2 separate regions of the Mus musculus genome follow, and region 1 is linked to region 2. Evidence: chromatin loops called from intact Hi-C (ENCODE). Cell type or tissue: heart. All regions are shown on one strand. Each heading gives the region's core, and the rest is flanking DNA. Links, peaks and the distances in the headings are about the cores only. Region 1 overlaps Ube4b (ubiquitination factor E4B). Region 2 overlaps Rbp7 (retinol binding protein 7, cellular).

Evidence for each region. Peaks named below come from ENCODE experiments on the same cell type or tissue, not always from the same donor. Only the 100,000 strongest peaks of a DNase experiment are listed, where the experiment ranks them.
Region 1: it touches region 2 in a loop (4-fold over the local background); 9 of 42 quality-filtered maps call a loop at or near these places.

What each region holds. Positions count from the first base shown.
Region 1 is chr4:149,368,449-149,378,486 of GRCm38, reverse strand. It overlaps Ube4b (ubiquitination factor E4B), which reads left to right. Exons shown (of 27, transcript NM_022022.3): 7 at 5,518-5,659; 8 at 7,228-7,328. Among named protein-coding and RNA genes, the nearest start is that of Ube4bos3, 39 kb to the right of the region's middle. In heart, for the core only: a CTCF peak has its summit at 4,874 (motif pointing left); no DNase peak of the experiment used is centred there.
Region 2 is chr4:149,439,741-149,449,778 of GRCm38, reverse strand. It overlaps Rbp7 (retinol binding protein 7, cellular), which reads left to right. Exons shown (of 4, transcript NM_022020.2): 4 at 1-78. Among named protein-coding and RNA genes, the nearest start is that of Rbp7, 10 kb to the left of the region's middle. In heart, for the core only: a CTCF peak has its summit at 4,325 (motif pointing right); DNase peaks (open chromatin) are centred at 3,678, 4,288 and 7,174; H3K4me3 peaks cover 1,533 bases; H3K27ac peaks cover 2,477 bases.

The sequences.
Region 1 (10,038 bases), core at 747-8,746, 71 kb after region 2:
TTTATTACCTTTTCCCAAGCAGATATTACCAAAGGCCACTGTGTGTGTCTTGTGCCTGTAACGTCTGTGTGATGACAGCTCACACAGCAGACATCCCTAGGAGTGGCTTCCATACGTGGTAAAATGCTTCATTTGGTTTGGTTTGAGCTGTCTGTGGGCGAAATGTTTTGGTTAGTTCTTTAGCAGATCGCGTCCTGCTTTTACTGACACGTCCCTTTGTAGATTCCCTGTGTCCAGCCGTGCCCGAGCTCCAGGCTCTGTGCTTATCCACTGGCTGCGGTGTGACTGTGGATCGGTGCTTGTCCAGCATCGCCTGTGTGCTCTCTGTGATGGGACTTGGACTGGAGCAGCGGGAGGACGGCTGTGGTCTTTGAGTTTCATCTCTGCTGCTCAGGTTCTTTGTGTGGCTTCTGTTCTTGGACAGAAGGGCCAGCGTTTTTAGGCTCAGTTACAAGGTTACATTTTCATCAGTTGGCTCCAGCTTCTTTGGCTACACTGAAATGAGATATCTGGCCTGTCTATTGGAGATTACGAGTAGACTCCAGATAAAGTGTATGAAGATGGTTGCAGGATATAACACTAAACAAATCGAGAGTTTGAGGATACATGGAGGTCAGGACAGCAAGAGGTAGCAAAAGAACTTGTTTCTTTTTGAGTGGAATCTTTTTTCCTGCTTGTAGAATCCCATGTGACTCCATTGCACACAGCAGACGTCTGTGGGAGCATGTTTTGATTTATCTGTGGGATAAATTTATGTAGCTGAGGATGTCCTGTGACTTGGTATTGGGATTGTTAGCCAGAGCAATCAGAGCAGTAACAGAGAAACAAACAGGCTGTGAATAAGAAAGAAGTCAGATTTTCTTTTGTTTTGTTTTTTGAGACAGGGTTTCCTGGAACTCCTTCTGTAGACCAGGCTGGTCTTGAACTCAGAGATCCACCTGCCTCTGCCTGCTCAATGCTGGGATTAAAGGCGTGGCCACCACGTTCCCTGAAGTCAGATTATCTCTATGTACAGGAGATGTCGTTCTATAGCTTTCTCCTCCTCCTCCTCTTTGTTAAGATTTCTTTTATTTATTCTATGTGTAGGGTTGTCTTGTCTGCGTTTGTGTGTCTGTATCACATTGGTGGCTGGTTGGGGACTAGATTTACAGACAATTGTTAATAGTTGCTAACACGACAGTGCTGGGAATTGAACTTAGGTCTCTGGAAGAGCAGCTGGTGTACTTTATCTCTGAGCCGTTTCCTCAGCCTGATTCTGTAGCTATTTAAAACTGTATTATTTCATGTGTCTGTGCCTCTGTGTGTGTGTGTGTGTGTGGGTGTGTGTGTGTGTGCACTTAGAAGCATGTAGGTGCTTTTGGAGGCCAGAATAGGTTGGAACTGGAGTTAGAGATGGTTGTGAGCAGCCATGTGGGTGCTGGGAACCAAACCTGGTCTTCTGGGAGAGCAACCAATACCTTTAACCATCTCTCCATCTCTGTGATCTATGTTAACCCAACCAGAAAGCTGCAAAGTTTACTAGCACTTTAAGTGAAGTCGTGGGATGCAGGAAAATGAGTCATTTTTCTGTATAATAGAATGATCATGTTAAGAAAGAAAGCTAAAAAGCAGTCCCACAGAGCAGTCTTTCAGAGGTAAGAAATAAATCACCTTGGAAAAATAGTGCTGCCTCTCAGGAAAGGGCTTGTATGCTGACAGCCTTGAAGACACTCCTTGTTTGAAGGTCGTCAGAGTTCATGTTGTGGAAGGACTTTAATACCTACAGATCATTTTATTAAGTAAGCCAGGCCCAGAAAGACAAATAACACTTTCTCCCTCATATGCAGAATCTAGACTTAAAACTAAAGACTTGGTGGCTGGGAGTGGCTCAGCAGTTGCGAGCACATACTACGCTTGCACATGCATACACATGCTCTCACACTCGTACACAAATGTGCACACAGAAATACACATTAAATGAATAAATGTAATTTTTTTTTAAAACAGCGCGGGGGAGGGGGGTAGGGGGGTAAGAATTGTCTCAGGGAAGAGTCCATAAGGCTGTAAGGGAAGGCTTATCTTGTCTTACCGCCCTGAGGACTCCTATCCTCTCTTGTTGCAGAGAGCTGTGCAGTTTGCCACTTACTTTCCTCAAGGCTTGGGCTCCAGTGTCATCTCCTCAGGGGCTAACGTCTGACTGTAGCGACCTAGGGACGAAACAGTCCCGTGCCTACTCGTGCAACTTCCCAGTGCTGCGCCACACCCAGTCTCTGCCTTTATTCACTGACAGCCTTCATCTGTGTCATTCATTGTAGAGTCCCTGGACTATGAACGGTGCACACAGTGGTCCCGTGTGCACATTTGTAGAGTGAATCGGCTGGTGTGAACTTGATTAACTCTGGGCCTTAGCTTGAGAAAATACAGAATTTCAAGGTCTATACATAAGAGCTTGGTAAATGGGAGGCTTGAGAGATGGCTGAGTCGGGGTGCACGCCTGGGAACCTGGGTTTGTCCCATAGATGTGCTTAGAACAAACTTGGTGCGGCAGTGTGGCACATGGGTGTGGTTTGAGTGCTGGCGAGGAAACGCAGGCAGAAGGATGTCCAGTGCATTCAGTGAGCTCCCGAGGGTACAGCATTCAGTGGTGAGCACACACAGACACGCACGCACACTCACACGCACACTCATAGGCACGCGTGCGCTGGAGTAGAAAGAACACTCCAGGTAAATGGAAATGTGAGTATTCCCATTAGAGAAGGAAACACACAGGATCCTGTAAGACGCAGGTGATTGTTATTGGTACATTTGAAATGTAATTTGGTCTGCCTGGACATGAGATGTGTGTTATTTTTGAGAATATTTTCATTGTTTGGGATATTCTGTTACACTCCTGTTCTAGGAGGTAGTTACCTGATTAGCACCTCACAGTGCTGACTGACTCAGACTGCTGATGTCGTTATTAGAAAATGCTGGTGTAAGTTTTTAACCTGTCCCTTCTTGGGACTTAAATATGAAACGTTTCTAGGATCTTAGGATGTCAGAGCTGTGCAAGGATCATGAGTGTGGAGGCTGGGGACCTGCTGTGTCGTCAGTACTGGTGGTTATCCTTCCTCAGCCTCCTCACCTGCTGAGCAGCGGGACCATCCCACTGCCGCTGACGTCCCCTCGGCTGTGCTCCTGACGAGGTTAATGTGCTGAGAGTCTGTGCTGAGTATCTTTGCCGTCATTTTGACCTCTGACTGTTGACTTGGCGTTGATGAGACTGGGATCATGGTTTCCTTGGGTACTTTGAGTACTGATAGAGCTAGTATTTTCTCTCTCTGTCTGTGTTGGGTTAAAGGTTCATCTCACCTTTATCCCCCTTCTGATGTAAATCCGCTAATTGCTTGCTGTCTGATTCATGAATCATCTCTTAGCTTTGAAAATTCCTTGATATTTCCTCAGGTCTCGCAGAGGATGGATAGACTTCTACATACTTGGTCATCTTAGGCATCTGCCCGTCTGCCCGAGTGCAGAGATCACAGGTGTAAGCCGGTGCACCGGTCACCTGCCACTTCACGTTCTAGGGGAACACTTGCAGTGTCGTGGTTGTTCAGTGGAGTGTATTGCTGAGAGCTGTTTGTAACTCGAGCCACAGCTGCCTGAGCCCACGCCACAGGTGCTTCATACCCTCAGGCACAAGTCACGTGCTCATCTGGGTGCCATGTCACACTCCGTGCAGCTGGCAAGGATCTCCTGGCATCAAATGTTAACTTTTTAATTTTTTTTTAAACTTCAGAAAGTGTTTGAATGTGTGCTTATCAGGAAATAGTTTAAAATTTTCATTTTAACCACCAAGTTATGTTTTCACTGACTTATGTGAGAGCTGCTACAAGGACAATGACTGAATTACACATAGGAGCAGGGCTATATTAGCAAAGCCTTTGGATTGTGCAGTGAACATAATCAGGGAGTCCCAGGTAAAACTCAGGCTGCTGTGGGTCAGGCAGGCTTTCCCCGTGAACTTCCCAGGGCTTGCTCTATCAGCACGCTTGTGGTAGGTTTGAATCCACTGTTGGGTGCCTGTCTCCTGCGCTTCACACTGTTCCTGCTTCTGCTGTCCAGCCAGTTGGGACCTTCCAGAGTGTGGCTTAGTGAGTAAGGCACACCTGAACACTCCTTGCCGCTGTGAGGATGAACGTACTCTGCTTCAGCGTCTCCAGGCCACCGCGTCTGCTGTTGTCCTAGGTCTGGCTAGGTGCTCTGCAGCCCGGAGGCCTGCCCCGTCCCTAGACTTCCCCTCAGCCTCATTCTTTCCTTTTAAAAATGTTAACACACTGGAGTTAGATTACAGTAATTCGGGTTTGTTAGTCCCTGGGGGACAGCCTTGATTTTGCAGCATGGTTTCTTGTGCACTGAGTCACCTCCACACCCCACTTCCATTCTCACGTCTGCTGTATGTGTTTCCCCAAATGCCAAGGGGAGTTAAGCGCACATTTTCCAAATGTAGTTACGCTTGTCTCTCTGACTGAGTGTGTAGCCTATTGTTGTTCTCTCAGTTCTTAATTGGATCTCTTAGTTCCTGTGCTTTGTCTGGGTGGGGTTGAAGGAGAGATGTCAAGTCCTGCTGTCTCCCATCTCTGTCATCTTCCATAGGGGATATTTTTGCCTAACTTTCCCCCTTTATTTCAGAATTTCCTGCTTCTTCCTTTGTCTTCATCTCTTCGTGATTTTTGTGTTAAGTACAAACACAAAAATCAGTGTGGTACTGGAACATCCGTTTTGTTGGAGATTAACCTCAGCTTCTTTGTCCAGTATCCTTGGACCTCACCATTGTGCTGCTTGGCCTTTGTCTGGGAATAGTTATTATATATATTATATAGTAGTAGCAGGGCTCCACAGCGCCCCCTGCAGGTGTAGTGGAAGTTCTTGTTGCAGGGAACAAGCTAAGCTGGTACCACGCCCTGAGTCCGCTTACTCTTTGTGCAAGATTTTTGTTTATTTGGTTTTCACTGATTTGCTTTTCCTTGTTCACTGAAATTTCTGAAAATTCAATAGCAAACACATTCATTTTTCCTTCCAACTTGGCATTCTCTGGCCTGTTGTGATGCTGTGAAGTCTCTTCAGGTCTGTGTAGACATCTTGAGGATGAGAGTGGTACCCTAGTAGTCACTTGGAGCATCTCTCCTAACGTGAGAGACTATAGCACTGTCTGCCCAAGTGGTGCCACTCGTTTTGGCTCATGAACCTGTGGTGACTCCAGCCTGCTCAACGCTCAGCAGCAGTTTCTAGTCCTTCCGATTTGTAAGTTAGCATCCCCAGCAAGGCCAGGTCGCCCTGACAGGCTAGGGTGTTTCCCAGACATCATTGGTTGGCCTGGGCGCAGACAAAGCAGCAATGAGCTGCAGTGTGGCTGCATGGGGAAATTGTGCTTCACCGTGGGTGCAGGCTTCTAACCGGCTTTCTGCTGCAAAGTGGCCAGCTGTGCTCTAGAAAGCTGTGCTCTAGGAGTGGTACTGAAGAGGAAAGCATTGTCAATCTGTTTTCTCTTCTCCAAAGTTTGGGAGCCTCTGGTGGAGCAAGTAACTGGGATTCGTACAGTGACCATTTCACCATTGAAACCTGCAAAGAGACGGACATGCTGAACTACCTCATCGAGTGTTTTGACCGAGTTGGAATAGAGGAAAAAAAAGCACCAAAGGTACTGCGGAGCTTATTTATGCCTGTGCTGACCCCTGCGCAGGAGCAGCTCTTAGGGCCTGTCTGTGAGAACGGAATCTAGTCCTGGAGAACTCACAGCACCTTGTAGACCTTATGCCAGAGCTCCGCTGTGAGTGGGCGCGCCTGGGCTCTGGAGTCTGTCCTCTCCTCTGTCTGCCCATGATGTCCGTGGTCCTGATAATTGCTGATTGTGTCAGTTTTCCAGTGCTAGCACAGAATGTCCAGGAAGCTCAAAGCAAGAAAGGTGTATTACGCTCACAGGTCCTTAAATCCATCACCAAATGAGTCCATTGTTTCTGGGATATGGTGAGCATCTTTGTAGACAGGTGTGGTACAGCTAAATTGCTGTTGTCATGGTGACCAAGGAGCAAAGGAAAGCAGAGGAAGTCCTGGGATGAGCTAGCTAGACTGCTCAGCCACACTCTAATTGACCTGCTTCCTTTCATGAGGCCTTACCTGCCAATCCTACCGTATCATCAGTCAGTGCATTGCTGAAGCTAGAGCCACAGCTCTGGTGCCCCTTCACCCCTCAAAAAATGCCCATCAGCTAGAAACCAAGCCTATAACATAAGAAGTCCTCCAGGGGCATATTTCTATTGAAACCATACTGCTAGGTGCCTGAGATAACCATACAAACATCCGACATTACAGAGCATCCGTTCCCTGGACTGCAGCAACTGTTACAGTCCATGAGCTTGGATTTTCACAGTTGCCCAGTGAGTCCCCACAGCCGCATGAGTGAGTGATACTCCTCAGAGGTGAAGCTGCAGTTGTACAAGCTGCAGGACCATGCTAAGACAAGGAAGTAGCCCCAGCCCTGTTTTTGAGACATCGTCTCTCTGTGTAGCCCTGGGTGGCCTTGAACACAGAGATCCACTTGCATCTGGAAGCTGAGATGGAGGTGTGCACCACCACGGCCGGCACCTTCCGCTGTCTCATTCCATATCCCCTCATTCACATCTCACTGATACCAGACTGACGTTAGAAACTGATGTCCTTGGGGGCTAGAGAGGTAGATCAGCGGTTAAGAGCACCCACTGCTCTTCCAGAGGTCCCGAGTTCAATTCCCAGCACCCACATGGTGCCTCACAACCATCTGTAATGAGATCGGATGCCCTTTTCTGGTGTGTCCGAAGACAGCTACAGTATACTCATATACATAAAAGAAATAATTCTTTAAAAATTTTAAAAGAGATCACATTTAAAAAAAAGAAAAAGAAACTGTTGTTCGTAATCTCAGCAAAAGCAAACAAATGCTGGGTGTGGTCCCGGGAGCCTGGGACAGGAGGATTGCTCTAGATGGAGATCCACCTGGGCTACTGTACAAAAGACTCTGCCTCAGAGTGTGTTATAACTCCGCCCAAAAGGAAATGGAGTGGGTGTGCCCTGTGGCTCTGCCGTCTTCTCTGGTTAACCTCGGTACAGTGGGCACACCTGCCTTACTTGGTCCATTAGGAGCACAGGGTGAGAGAAGCAGGCCATTTCATAGCCATGCCTCTGCTCCCAGCCTTTTTGGTTCTTTATGCTGACTGTTGTCTCTCTTCTCAGATGTGCAGCCAGCCAGCAGTCAGCCAGCTTCTGAGCAACATCCGCTCGCAGTGCATCTCCCACACCGCACTAGTGCTACAAGGTTCCCTCACACAGCCCAGGTATGACGGACGACACTCGGTTGCTGTGCTTCTGGGTGGGTAGGGAAGGCCAGCGCTCAGTGCCTGTCAGCCGCCAGTTGTTTTATACCATGGTGAGAACTCTGGGTCCTGTATTGTGACTGTCTCTCAGTCCTCAGAGCTCGGGCTGGAGAGATGACTCAGACTTAAGGGCACTGGCTGCTCTTGCCAAGGACTTGGGTTCAATTCCCAGCATCCACATGATGGGGCGTAGTATCTGTAACCCCAATTCCAGTAGATCTGATGCCCTCTTCTGGCCTCTTTGGACACTGTACACATGTGGTGTCGTACAGAAACATACATACATGCAGGAACAACATGCGATAAACATACAGCCACCTAAGGATAGCGAGGTATTTAGGAGTAAAGATGCACTTCCTCCTCGTAGAAACGGTGGAAATAAAATGTTTTCTTCATTTTCTAAGTAGTACGGAACATTTTAAAAAAAGAAGTTATTTATTTATTTATTTATTTATTTATTTTATATATATATGTGTGTATATATATTTTAAGATTTATTTATTTTTATTATATATAAGTACACTGTAGCTATCTTCAGACACTCCAGAAGAGGGAGACAGATCTCATTACGGATGGTTGTGAGCCACCATGTGGTTGCTGGGATTTGAACTTCGGACCTTCGGAAGAGCTGTCGGGTGCTCTTACCCACTGAGCCATCTCACCAGCCCTATTTATTTTTTAAGAGTTCTCTATACTTTGAAATATGTAGAGCCAAGGCAAAATATCGATAATTTAATATCTAGTGCTTGGGATCATTGTCTGTTTTTGACAAAATAACGACATTCCATGTGCTTCCACATTGATTGTTACTAGGTACTAGAGAACAACGGGGGTGGGGGCCAGGTGAGGAGGGACATTATCTATAGTCCTAGCATTCAGGAGTCAGAGGCAGGAGGAGCAACACCAGCACAAGGCCAGTCTGGCCTATATAGGAAGTTGCAGGCCCGCCTGTGTTTCATATTGAGACCCTGTCTCATAAAAACAAGATAAACCAAAGTACAGTTGTAGGGAAAATATTTGGGATAATTTGCTATAATTTGTCTTTTTCAGAAAGTTTTGTATAGCTCTCAAGGTTAATAAAAGATTGCATATTTCATTCATTCATTCATTCATTCATTCATTCATTTATGCCAGGGGTGGAGGCCTTTAGTCCTAGCACTTAGGAGGCAGAGGCAGGTAGACTCTATGAGTTCAAGGTCAGCTTGGTCTATACAGCGAGTTCCAGGACATCCAGGGCTACCCAAAGAAACCCTGTCTTGAAAAACAAAAATAAGACAATACAAAATTTTATTTATGAGTATGTGTATTTTTCTGCTTGTATTCTTGTGTATTCCATGCATGCCTGGTGGCCATAGAGGCCAGAAGAGGGCACTTTATCCCCCCACCCCCCGCAGCTGGAGTTAGCAACGATTGCTGCCATGTCACTGCTGGGAATTGAACCCAGGGCCTTTGGAAGAGCCGTCAGTGCTCTTAACTGCTGACATCACATTTCTCCAGCCCTATATTTCATGTCTATCATGTAAAAACAGCTAAAGGAAAAATGGAAAAAAATGGGATTCTTTTTTTTAATTTTGGTTATTGCCTGTACTATAACCACATGGTTTTTAATCTTTTCAAAATGGAAGAAAATTAGGCCGTATAGTACCACATGTCTGTAATCTCACAGCACTGGGGAGATCGATGCGGGATTGACTACTAGTTTGACCTTCGTGGGCTCCGTAGCAAAACCTTGTCTTTAAAATCCAACTAACTAAGCTGGATGAATTGGCACATGCCTTTACTCTCAGCATTTGGAAGGTACAGGCAGGTAGATCTCTGAATGCAAAGCCATCCTAGTCCAGGGAGTTCCAGGACAGCCAGGGCTACCCAGAAAAACCTTGTTTTTTTTGTTTGTTTGTTTGCTTATTTTTTGAGACAAGGTTTCACTGTGTAGCTCTGGCTATCCTGGCTATGTAGACCAGGCTGGACTGGAACTCAGAGATCTACCCCTGTTTCCTGAGCGCTGAGATTAAATGTGACACTGCTGTCGCTGCTAACAATTGAGGAACCTTACCAAACCAAACCAAACCAAACAATAATAAAATCTCCACAAAACCAAGTCACAGAAAAAAAGAAAAGGAATTTGAAAGAGATTATGGCTATTTTTTTTCTTCAATGTAGATGAGACATAACGAGGATTTTTTATTTTTAATTTAACAAAATTAGATTCACTTATGAGCCTTTGTGTGTGCTTGTGGGTGCTCTTAGAGGTCAGAAAAATGAGTTGAGATCTCCTGGCACTGGAATTACAAACCGTTGTGAGCCACCACAGGGGTGCTGGGAATCAAACAGGTCCTCTGCCAGCTCAGCCAGTATTCTCACTGCTGAGCTGTCTCTCTGGACCCATAATTGATTTTTTTAATGCATTTATTATTTATCTTCCATTGCTGAGGATCCCGGCCTAGGGCTCTCCGTACGCTAAACAAGTGACGTACCTCCCAGCCCCTAATGCTTCATTTAGAAAGACTTGTTGTCTTTGCAGTTTCCACTGATGTCTCCTTTAAAAGGCCAGATGTCACCATTGTCAGGAAGGTCATGCTTTGCCTAAGTAATGGTTGTACAGCAGTGTTTGGTAGGTTTTGTGTTTCCGTGACGACGGGCGGCCTGTGCGGCCATGGCATTCCACACGCTC
Region 2 (10,038 bases), core at 973-8,972:
GGGTCTTGTCATTGGAAAGATGTCACACAGCCTGTATGAGAAACTGTTTGATTTCAGGACAGTTTCAGCTCCAATAAACCTGCTCAAGTGGTGCTGATTGGTTTTTTCTTTCTACACCTAACATGACTTGCTTGTTGGTTTGTTTATTAATTTATTTGGTCCAGGGACTGGAGAGATTTATTTGTTTGCTTGCTTGTTATCTGAGGGGCTGGAGAGATGGCTCAGAGGTTAACAGCACTGGCTGCTTTCCCAGAGGTCCTGAGTTCAATTCCCAGCAACCATGTGGTGGCTCACAAGGATCTATAATAGGATCTATAATAGGATCTATAAGAGGTCCCCTCTTCTGAACTACAGACATACATGCAGGCAGAACGCTGTATACATTATAGATAGATAGATAGATAGATAGATAGATAGATAGATAGATAGATACCTATATCTCTATATCTATCTATCTATCTATCTATCTATCTATCTATCTATCTATCTATCTATCTATCTATCTATAGTATTTGAGACAGGTTCTTACTGTGTAACCCTGGCTCACCTGGAACTCATTATGTAGACCAGGTTAACTTTGAACCCACAGACATTGCCCTGTCTCTGCCTCCTGAATGCAGGGATTAAAGGCCTGGGGCACAACCAATTATTTTAAGGAGTGTTCAAGAGCCGGTTCCGTGTGCAGAGTACACACTGGGAAACAGGATGTAATTCCTGCCTCCAAGGCTAGTGAGAAGGGTTTCAAAAATAGCTTCTGAAGGTGGACAGGTGGTGGCACTGGCCAGGTGTGAGGCTGTAGAGGTGGCCTTGATACCCATGCCAACAGGAAGCACTTTAGCTGGAAGGCCAGGAGGTCTTGTTGTTGTTGTTGTTGTTGTTTTGTTTTGTTTTGTTTTGTTTGAGACAGGGTTTCTCTGTGTAACCTGGCTGTCCTGGAACTCTGTAGACCAGGCTGGCCTCGAACTCAGAAATCCGCCTGCCTCTGCCTCCCGAGTGCTGGGATTAAAGGCGTGTGCCACCACGCCTGGCTGAAAAGGCAAATTTTAAGGGATAAAAGAAGAGGCTTTTCATATGCCGCTTACATACATAGACATACGGGCAGGCAAAATTTCCAAACACATAGATAAAAATCCGGGGGGCTGGTGAGATGGCTCAGTGCACCCGACTGCTCTTCCGAAGGTCCGGAGTTCAAATACCAGCAACCACATGGTGGCTCACAACCATCCCTAATGTGATCTGACTCCCTCTTCTGGAGAGTCTGAAGACAGCTACAGTGTACTTACATATAATAAATAAATATTAAAAAAAAAATCCGGGGCCAGCAAGATTGCAGTGGGTAAAAGCCCCTGCCCTCCTCTGACAGTATGAATTCAGTCCTTATTTGGTGAAGGAGAGAACTGATTCCTCACAAGCTGTTCTCTAATGTCCACATGAGCATTATGGCATGCATATGTGCACGCATGCACGCACGCACACACTGGTCAGACCTGTCCCCAGTGCTTCTTTAAGAGGAAGGTCAGTGGGGGGGGTGGGTATGGGGGACCTTTGGGATAGCATTGAAAATGTAAACGAGGAAAATACCTAATTAAAAAAAAAAGAGGAAGGTCAGACCTTCCTCATTTTTTTCTTTTTAAATATGTATTTTTATTATTAACATTCTTAAGCATTGCCGCTGTTTTGTTTGTTTGTTTGGTTGGTTTTTTTTTTTTTTTTTTTTTTTGGTTTTCAGAGACAGGGTTTCTCTGTCTAGCCCTGGCTGTCCTGGAACTCACTCTGTAGACCAGGCTGGCCTTGAACTCAGAAATCTGCCTGCCTCTGCCTCCCAAGTGCTGGGATCAAAGGCGTGCGCCACCACTGCCCGGCTCTGCTGTTTTAATTAGAACTTTACAACCTTTGTATTCAGACCAACACATACACTGTTGTTGTACCTATGTGCTAATAGATGAACATCAACACTTGAGAACTTCACATGGATCTTTTTTCTCTATAATTTATTTGCTCAATTTATAAAATGCTTTACTATACATTCAACGTATAAAATGATTGGTTACATAATGTCTTTTCTTTTTTTTTTTTTTTTTTTCCATTTTTTATTAGGTATTTAACTCATTTACATTTCCCATAATGTCTTTTCTAAAACATGTCACCACTTGCCTATCTTTCTTCTTTACAACTCTCGCCTTCCCATTCAGATACTGGGATCCTTTTTCTCTTCTCAAATTATTTTTCTTCTGCTTGATTTTATTTGTTTTATTTAGTTTTAAACCATGTAGATTAGTTGTTGCTTTTTAATTAGCACACAGACTAAAGAAATTCAGTATCCCCTTTTCTTTTGTTTTACTTTATTTTTTTATTAGATATTTTCTTTATTTACATTTCAAATGCTATCCCGAAAGTTACCTATACCCTGCCCCTGCCCTGCTCCCCTACCCATTCACTCCTACTTCTTGGCCCTGGTATTCCCCTGTACTGGGGCATATAAAGTTTGCAATACCAAGGGGCCTCTCTTCCCAATGATGGCCAACTAGGCCATCTTCTGCTACATATGCAGCTAGAGACACGAGCTCTGGGGGTACTGGTTAGTTCATATTGTTGTTCCACCTATAGGGTTGCAGACCCCTTCAGCTCCTTGGGTACTTTCTCTAGCTTCTCCTTTCTCTAGCTCCTCCATTGAGGGCCCTGTTGTTCCTTCCTATAGATGACTGTGAGTATCCATTTCTGTATTTGCCAGGCACTGGCATAGCCTCACAAGAGACAGCTATATCAGGTTCCTTTCAACAAAATCTTGCTGGCATATGCAATAGTGTCTGGGTTTGGTGACTGATTATGGAATGGACTCCCGGGGTGGGGTAGTCTCTGGATGGTCTATCCTTTCGTCTTAGCTCCAAACTTTGTCTCTGTAACTCCTTCCATAGGTGTTTTGTTCCCTATTCTAAGGAGGAATGAAGTATCCACACTTTGGTCTTCATTCTTCTTGATTTTCTTGTGTTTTGCAAATTGTATCTGGGGTATTCTAAGTTTCTGGGGTAATATCCACTTATCAGTGAGTGCACAGTAAGGAAGGTCACACTAAGAATGTATGTAGGTTGGGTATCAATTTAACAGGAGCTAGACTAGCCCAAGACAAGCTCTGGGCATGCCTCTGAGGGATTATCTAGATTTAGTTAATTGAGGAGAGGAGACCAGAGGGCCCTTAACTGGGAGACACCATTGCCTGGACTGAACAAAAGGTCCTTAAGTCCCTGCTGGGAGACTCCAGGCTTTGAAGGGCTGTAACCTGGGACTGTGAGTCAGCATGAAGCCTTCCTCCTTTACCTTGCTATCCTCAGGGTATTTTTCCACAACAGTAAAAGGAATCTAGGCCTTAGGGAATCTGCGTGATCAGAGAGGAGGTAGAACTGTTGGTGGGGGAGACTCTTGGAGATGCAGATAAGAAGGTCCAGGTAGAAAGCCCTAGGGCAAGTCCCCTTAACACTTAAGAACTCCGTCTGGAGCAGAAACAACCATTTTAGATGAAGAATCCGCAGTTCAAGATAACTAGAGAGAAAGGCAAGCAGGATGCAAGGTGAGGACTGTGGTAAGATGACCTATTCGGCCTCCAGCAGCTGAAGGAGGAGGAAGCCCACTGGGAGAGAGCAATGTGTTGGAAGCCGGAAGTGAGGCTGCAGCTCCGCGAAGGGGCGGGGCTGCTCAGCCATGGAATAAATAGATCGAGGGATGGCGGGGAGCCAAGCGTGGTTTTCAAGCGTGGGACCACCCAGATGTGGGGACAGCATTCTGAATCCCGGTTGAAATCACAGCATCAGGAGTCTAAACACAATTAACATTCCTTGCCAGGTGGCCAACATAGAAACAGTGTAACCCTTAGGCTTTAAGCCCAATTCATTGATATTTTAACATTTTTTTGTGGAAAAAAAATATATATAACCTTATGTTGGCCACCTTCACAGCAAATGCTAATTGTGCTGCGGCTCTAGAAGATGAGGTTTCAACTAGGGACTCCTTTTATCTCCCACATCAGGATGGTTTTTCTTTCTATCCTGCCTCAGTGGACTCAGTAAAGATTTAGGGGAACATCAGACAAACTAGGATTCAAGAGTCTGAGGCCTAAGCCCCACAGTTTATGCCGGAAATAACCGAACACTTTGAGGAGCCAAAGGAAGGACTTCCGTGGAGGCAATGACGTGACAGCTGCACCAGGCGCGCTGGATGCAACTTCCCTCCCATGGCTCCCGCTGCTTCTCTGCAGGCTGGCGCCAGCTGGCGGGCCTGACGGGGCGCAGACTGGAACGAATGGCCACTTTGAGTTTCAACTCGAAGCGTCCACCAGGGGGAGGCTGCAGGACCTCGCTGTGCAGAGCTGAGAAGGGCTGCCACGTGTCGGATGAGGACTGCGGAGAGCCGCGGGGCGCGGAGGAGGCTCGGTCCTTCCCCAAAGCACAGGCTGAGCTGTCTGTGCAAAGGTGTAATGACACGGAGAAAGGGCGGATTTTAAGGGATAAAAGAAGAGGCTTTTCGCGACGCCGCTTCAGCAAGTTATCTGAACCGAGCCAGCTTTCCTGGGAGGATCAAGAATTCCAGCTCCTCAGCCTGGACTCGAGGGGAGCAGGAGAGCTGTGGAGCCGGAGAACAATGGGAAGTCTGTGGTTAGGGAGGTGACCTGCAGTTCTACACGGGGACACCCGAGAGGAAGCCGAGAAGACGCTTGGTCCTTGGTTTTAATTAATTTTTACTTATTCCTACCCAGTAGGAATAGAGAAAATCTTGCCTTAAAAAAAAAAAACTAAATAAAAGCAAGCAAACAAAAACAATGTTTAAAAATTAGCCTTAGTACACACACACACACATATATATACACACACATACACAAATCCTTTCTGGGATTAAGGGGGGTTGGAGACAAGGTCTCACTTTGTGGCTGTGGCCTGGAACTCAATATGTAGACCAGGCTGACCTCTCCTGTAACTCATAGAGATCCACTGGCCTCTGCCTCCCTACTGCTGGTATTAAATATATGGGCCACCACACCCAGCTTTTTTTTTTTCTCTTTTAGTTGTGGTAAAAATACATATATCAGGGTCAGGGAGATGACACAGCACACAAAGGCACCTGTCACTAAGCCTTGTGTTTGTGATATCTGGAATCCATGTGATAGGAGGAGAGAACAGAGTCCTGTAAAGAGGACCCAAAGGTCATCTCTGATCTCCACACCTGTGTTAACACGTGCACACAAATAATAAATAAATAAGTGCAAATGAAATACACATAGGGTGGCATAAAGCCTTAGAGATGTATTGCCAAAGTGGAAATGTGCTGTCTCCATGGGAGCACACTTGGCTAGCATGCAGAGACCCTGGGTTCAGGTGAGCAGTGAAGACAGCAAAAAAAAAAAAAAAAAAAAAAAACCCACATAAAATCGACCATGTTGGACACTTTGAACAATCCAAATGGGGAACATTAAGAAAATTCATAATGTTGGGTGTAGTGGCGCATGCCTTTAGTCCCAGCACTCGGGAGGCAGAGATAGGTGGATTTCTGTGAGTTTGAGGCCAACCTGGTCTATAGAGAGAGTTCCAGGACAGCCAGGACTACACAGAGAGACACTGTCCCCAAATAAGGAAATAAATAAATAAGAACATTTATACTGCCAGGTATGGAGAGACTTATGTAAAACCCAACATAGTGAGCCAGGAAGTACAGGACTCAAGGTCTATGCAAGGAACTCAAGGTCAGTCTAGGTTACACAAGACCTGTCTCAAGAGTGCACCAAACCAGGGCTGGTGAGATGGCTCAGTGGGTAAGAGCACCAGACTGCTCTTCTGAAGGTCCGGAGTTCAAATCCCAGCAACCACATGGTGGCTCACAATGAGATCTTCTGGAGTGTCTGAAGACAGCTACAGTGTACTTACATATAATAAATAAATCTTTAAGAAAGAGTGCACCAAACCAAAACAAAGGATCTTGTTCCCACTGCTATGCCACCACTACTACCTGAAGAGTGCTCTCTCCCTGGGATTACAGGCATGCACCACCACTACCTGGCCACACCCAGCTTTTATGTGAGTGCTTGGGATTTGAACTCTGGTCCTCATGCTTTCACTGAGGCCTCTCTCTCCAGTCCCAGTATCTGGCTTATTTCGCATACTATTAATATAATATTCTGACAAGTAAGTCAGAATTCCCTCTCTTTTTAAGACTGAATTACATAAAGATTTTGTTTTTATTAATGAGTATATGAATATGTCAGTGTATGCCACATGTATATGCCACATGTGTGCAGGTGTTCAAGAAGACCTCCTGGAGCTGGAGTTACAGGTGGTTGTGGACTGCCTAGCCTAGTGTGAGTGCTTGAAACTGAACCCTGGTCCTCTTGCAAAAGCAGTGCATGCTGTTATTATTGTTGTTGTTGATGCTATTAAGATTTATTTATTTATTTATTTATTTATTTATTTAATGTATGTGACTACATTATTGCTGTCCTCAGACACACCAGAAGAGAGCATTGGATCCCATTACAGATGGTTGTGAGCCATCATGTGATTCCTGGGAATTGAACCCAGGACCTTTGGAAGAGCAGTCAGTGCTTGTAACCACTGAGACATCTCTCTAGCCTTCTTTTATTGTTTTTTAAAGATTTATTATTTTAAATTCTGTGTACTTGGGGATGGTATTTGCATCAGGTACAGTGGCTGGCAGAGGCTGGAGGCACAAGATCCCTCTGGAGTTACAGGCTGTTGTAAGCTGCTGGCCATGTCCTATGGATGAACTAGTGTGTGCTCCTAACTGCAACGCCATCTCTCCTCCAGCTCCTAAGGCTGAATTACTAGTCCTTGTGTTGCTAGACCACATTCAGTCTGTCCTTTCTTCCATTGCTTTCTGGTTCATTGTGTAAATAATGTTGCTATGAGCGAAAGTGTTAGAATGTAGCAACTGCAATCTAGCCCTTGGTTGACTGAAGCAGAAGGATGTCACAGTTCAAAACCAGCCTGGGCTATATAAGTGAGTTTCAGGCCAGCCTGAGCTACATATCAAGTTTCAGGCCAGCCTGGTGGAACACTATATGGCTCAAAGCCAAACAAAATAGTGAAGAAAAAAAAAAAAAACCTCACTGGAATTCCTACCTCAATCCCTTTGGCTGGGAAGTGGAATTCCTAGGTCGTGTGGTAATTCTGTGGAAGAACAGCCAAAATGCTCCACGCTGATGTTACCAGTGGACATTCTCACAGGGAGGCTTTCTTCCCGTCTTGACCAACAACTGTCAGTCTCTGGCTTTTGACAGTACCCATCCCTGTGAGTGAACTTAAAAATAAAAAATAAAAAAGAAGGTGGTAAAGTCTACATAGCATCAAATTGGCCATTTAAGGGCCTAGAAGCAGCTTGGTGGTGAGACACTGGTTTAGCATTTGTGAAGCCCTGGGTTTGGTGCCCAGAACTGAAAAAACAAAGTTAGCCTTTCATTTTTTTTATTTTGTAAAGATTAATTTATGTATATGTGTGGACATGGGGTGGTAGATGTGTGTGTGTGCATGTGTCCACAGAGGCCAGAAATGGTGTCAGGCACTCCTGAGGCTGGATATGACAGCAGCCGTGAGTCCCTTGATGTGGCTGTTGAGAACTGTACCTGGGTCTGCTGAAACAGCAGCAAGCACTCTTAAGTGCTAGGCTATCTCTACAGCCCCCAAAGTGACCTTTTCAACCAAAGAACACAGTTCAGCGCACTAAATACACTTGCAACGTTGTCAACCATAACTGCTGTCTAGCTCAATAACTTCTTTCTTGCATTAAAATTATTACTGGGCATAGTAGCTCACACTTTTAATCCCAGCACTTGGGAGGCAGAGGCAGGTGGATCTCTTTGAGTCTGAGAGCAACCTGGTCTAGATAATGAATTCCAGGGCAGCCAGAGCTTGCTTGCTTGCTAGCTTGCTTGCTTGCTTGCTTGCTTGCTTGCTTCCTTCCTTCCTTCCTTCCTTCCTTCCTTCCTCCCTCCTTCCTTCCCTTCTTCCCTCCCTCCCTCCCCTGCCACCTTTCTTTTTTTCTCTGTGTAGCCCTAGCTGTCCTGAAACTCCCTCTCTAGACCAGGCTAGCCTCAATCCTGCCTCTGCCCTCAGAGTGCTGGGATTAAAGCATTAGAGGTATGGGCCACCATGACTGTTTTTGTTTGTTTTGTTTTGTTTTTGAGACAAAGTTTTACTGTGTAGCTCTAGCTGGCCTGGAACTTGTTATGTTGACTAGGCTGTCCTGGAACTCACAGAAGTATCTCTACCTCCCTCATGCTGGTATTACAATCATGCACTACTATGCCTATAACCAAACTCACATCTTTTTTTGTTTGTTTGTTTTTCTGAGACAGGGTTTCTCTGTGTAGCCTTGGCAGTCCTGAAACTCACTCTGTAGACCAGACTGGCTTTGAACTCAGAAATCCACCTGTCTCTGCCTCCCAAGTGCTGGGATTAAAGGTGTGCGCCACCACTGCCCGACTTCCAAACTCACATTCTTAAACTGTACCCCCCCAAACTCAAGATTTTGCAAGCATGCTGGTGCACACCTTTAGTCCCAGTGTTTGGGAGGCAGAGGCAGGTGGATCTCTGAGTTCAAGGCCAGTCTGGTCTACTAGAGTGAGTTCCAGGACAGCCAACAATACACAGAAAAACCCTGTCCAAGAAAAAAAAAGCCAAATAAACAACAACAAAAAAACTTACCCCCCCTCAACAAAACAAAATAAAACAGCAAAATTCCCTCAGGATCTTTCTGAATGTGTCTGGAATACTGACATGGGCTTATAGGCTTCAAGAACTTGTCATTTCCTCAAATGGGAACTTCATACCCAACAGGATTCCGCCTGTTCTGGCTCCTCACATAAATGAGATCATACAAGAAACACGTGCTCTCTTCCACTGAGGATAACATCTTCAAGCTTTGTCTGCACTGTTGCACGCATCGGCTTCCATTCGCCTTTATGTCTGAGCTGTCTCAGTGATACTCCGTTCTACGGCTAGGCAACAAATGGCTGCCCCACCATCTGTTGATGGCCCTTTAATGACTTCCACCTTTCAACCGTTGTGAACTGGGCTGCAAAGAGCATTCATGCATTAAATTCTGCTTGCATATCTGATTTCTGTTATTTGGGATATCTGCCAAGGAGTTAAATCTGGGTAACATAGTAACTCTGTGTCTAACTTGTTAAGGGGTTGAGAGCCTGTTTCCCACAATGCTCACATCATTTACACCCCCAAAAGCAGTTCATGAGTTTTATATGTTTTAAAACTTTCATTTAGCACCATCATCATCATTTGTGTGTATATAAGGTGTGTGTGTGTGTAAGCTGTGTATGTAAGGTGCGTGTATAAGGTATATGTGTGAGGAGTGTGTGAGGTATGTGTAAGGTGCATGTAAGATGTGTGTGTAAGGTGTGTATGTGAGGTGTGCATATGTTAGGTATGTGAGGTGTGTGTATGAGATGTATGTTACACGTGTGTGTATGTGTGAGGCATGTGTAAGGAATATATATATATATATGTATGTGAGGTGTGTATGTAAGGTATGTTAAGAGGTATGGGTAAGGTGTGTGTGTGTGTGTGTGTGTGTGTGTGTGTATAGGTCAGGTCTCTCCTTCTACCTCTATGTGGGTTCTGGGGATTGAGTACAGGTTGCTAAATTCCTAGGGCAAGTGCCTTTACCCACTGAGCCACCTGTGGGCTTCATGGTTCCTATTTTCTACATTAGAGTTATTTCCTCTTGTGTGTGTGTCTGTGTGTGTTTAGACAGTCTGCATGCATTCAAAATCAAACCCAAGCCCTCGTGTAAACTAGACAAATGTCCACCATTCGGCTACACTTCAGTTCACAAGGGGAAAAAGGAAGAGGAAAAGGAAGTCTGCAGATAAAAAGAGAACTGTATAGGTTCAGTTTTTTGTTTGTTTTAAGAGGTTTCCTGGCTGTCCGGGAACTTGCCCTGTGGACCAGGCTAGATTAAAAGTGCACACCACCACACCTGCTTACTTTTTCTTCTTTTAATTCAATATTTTCAGGTACTGGA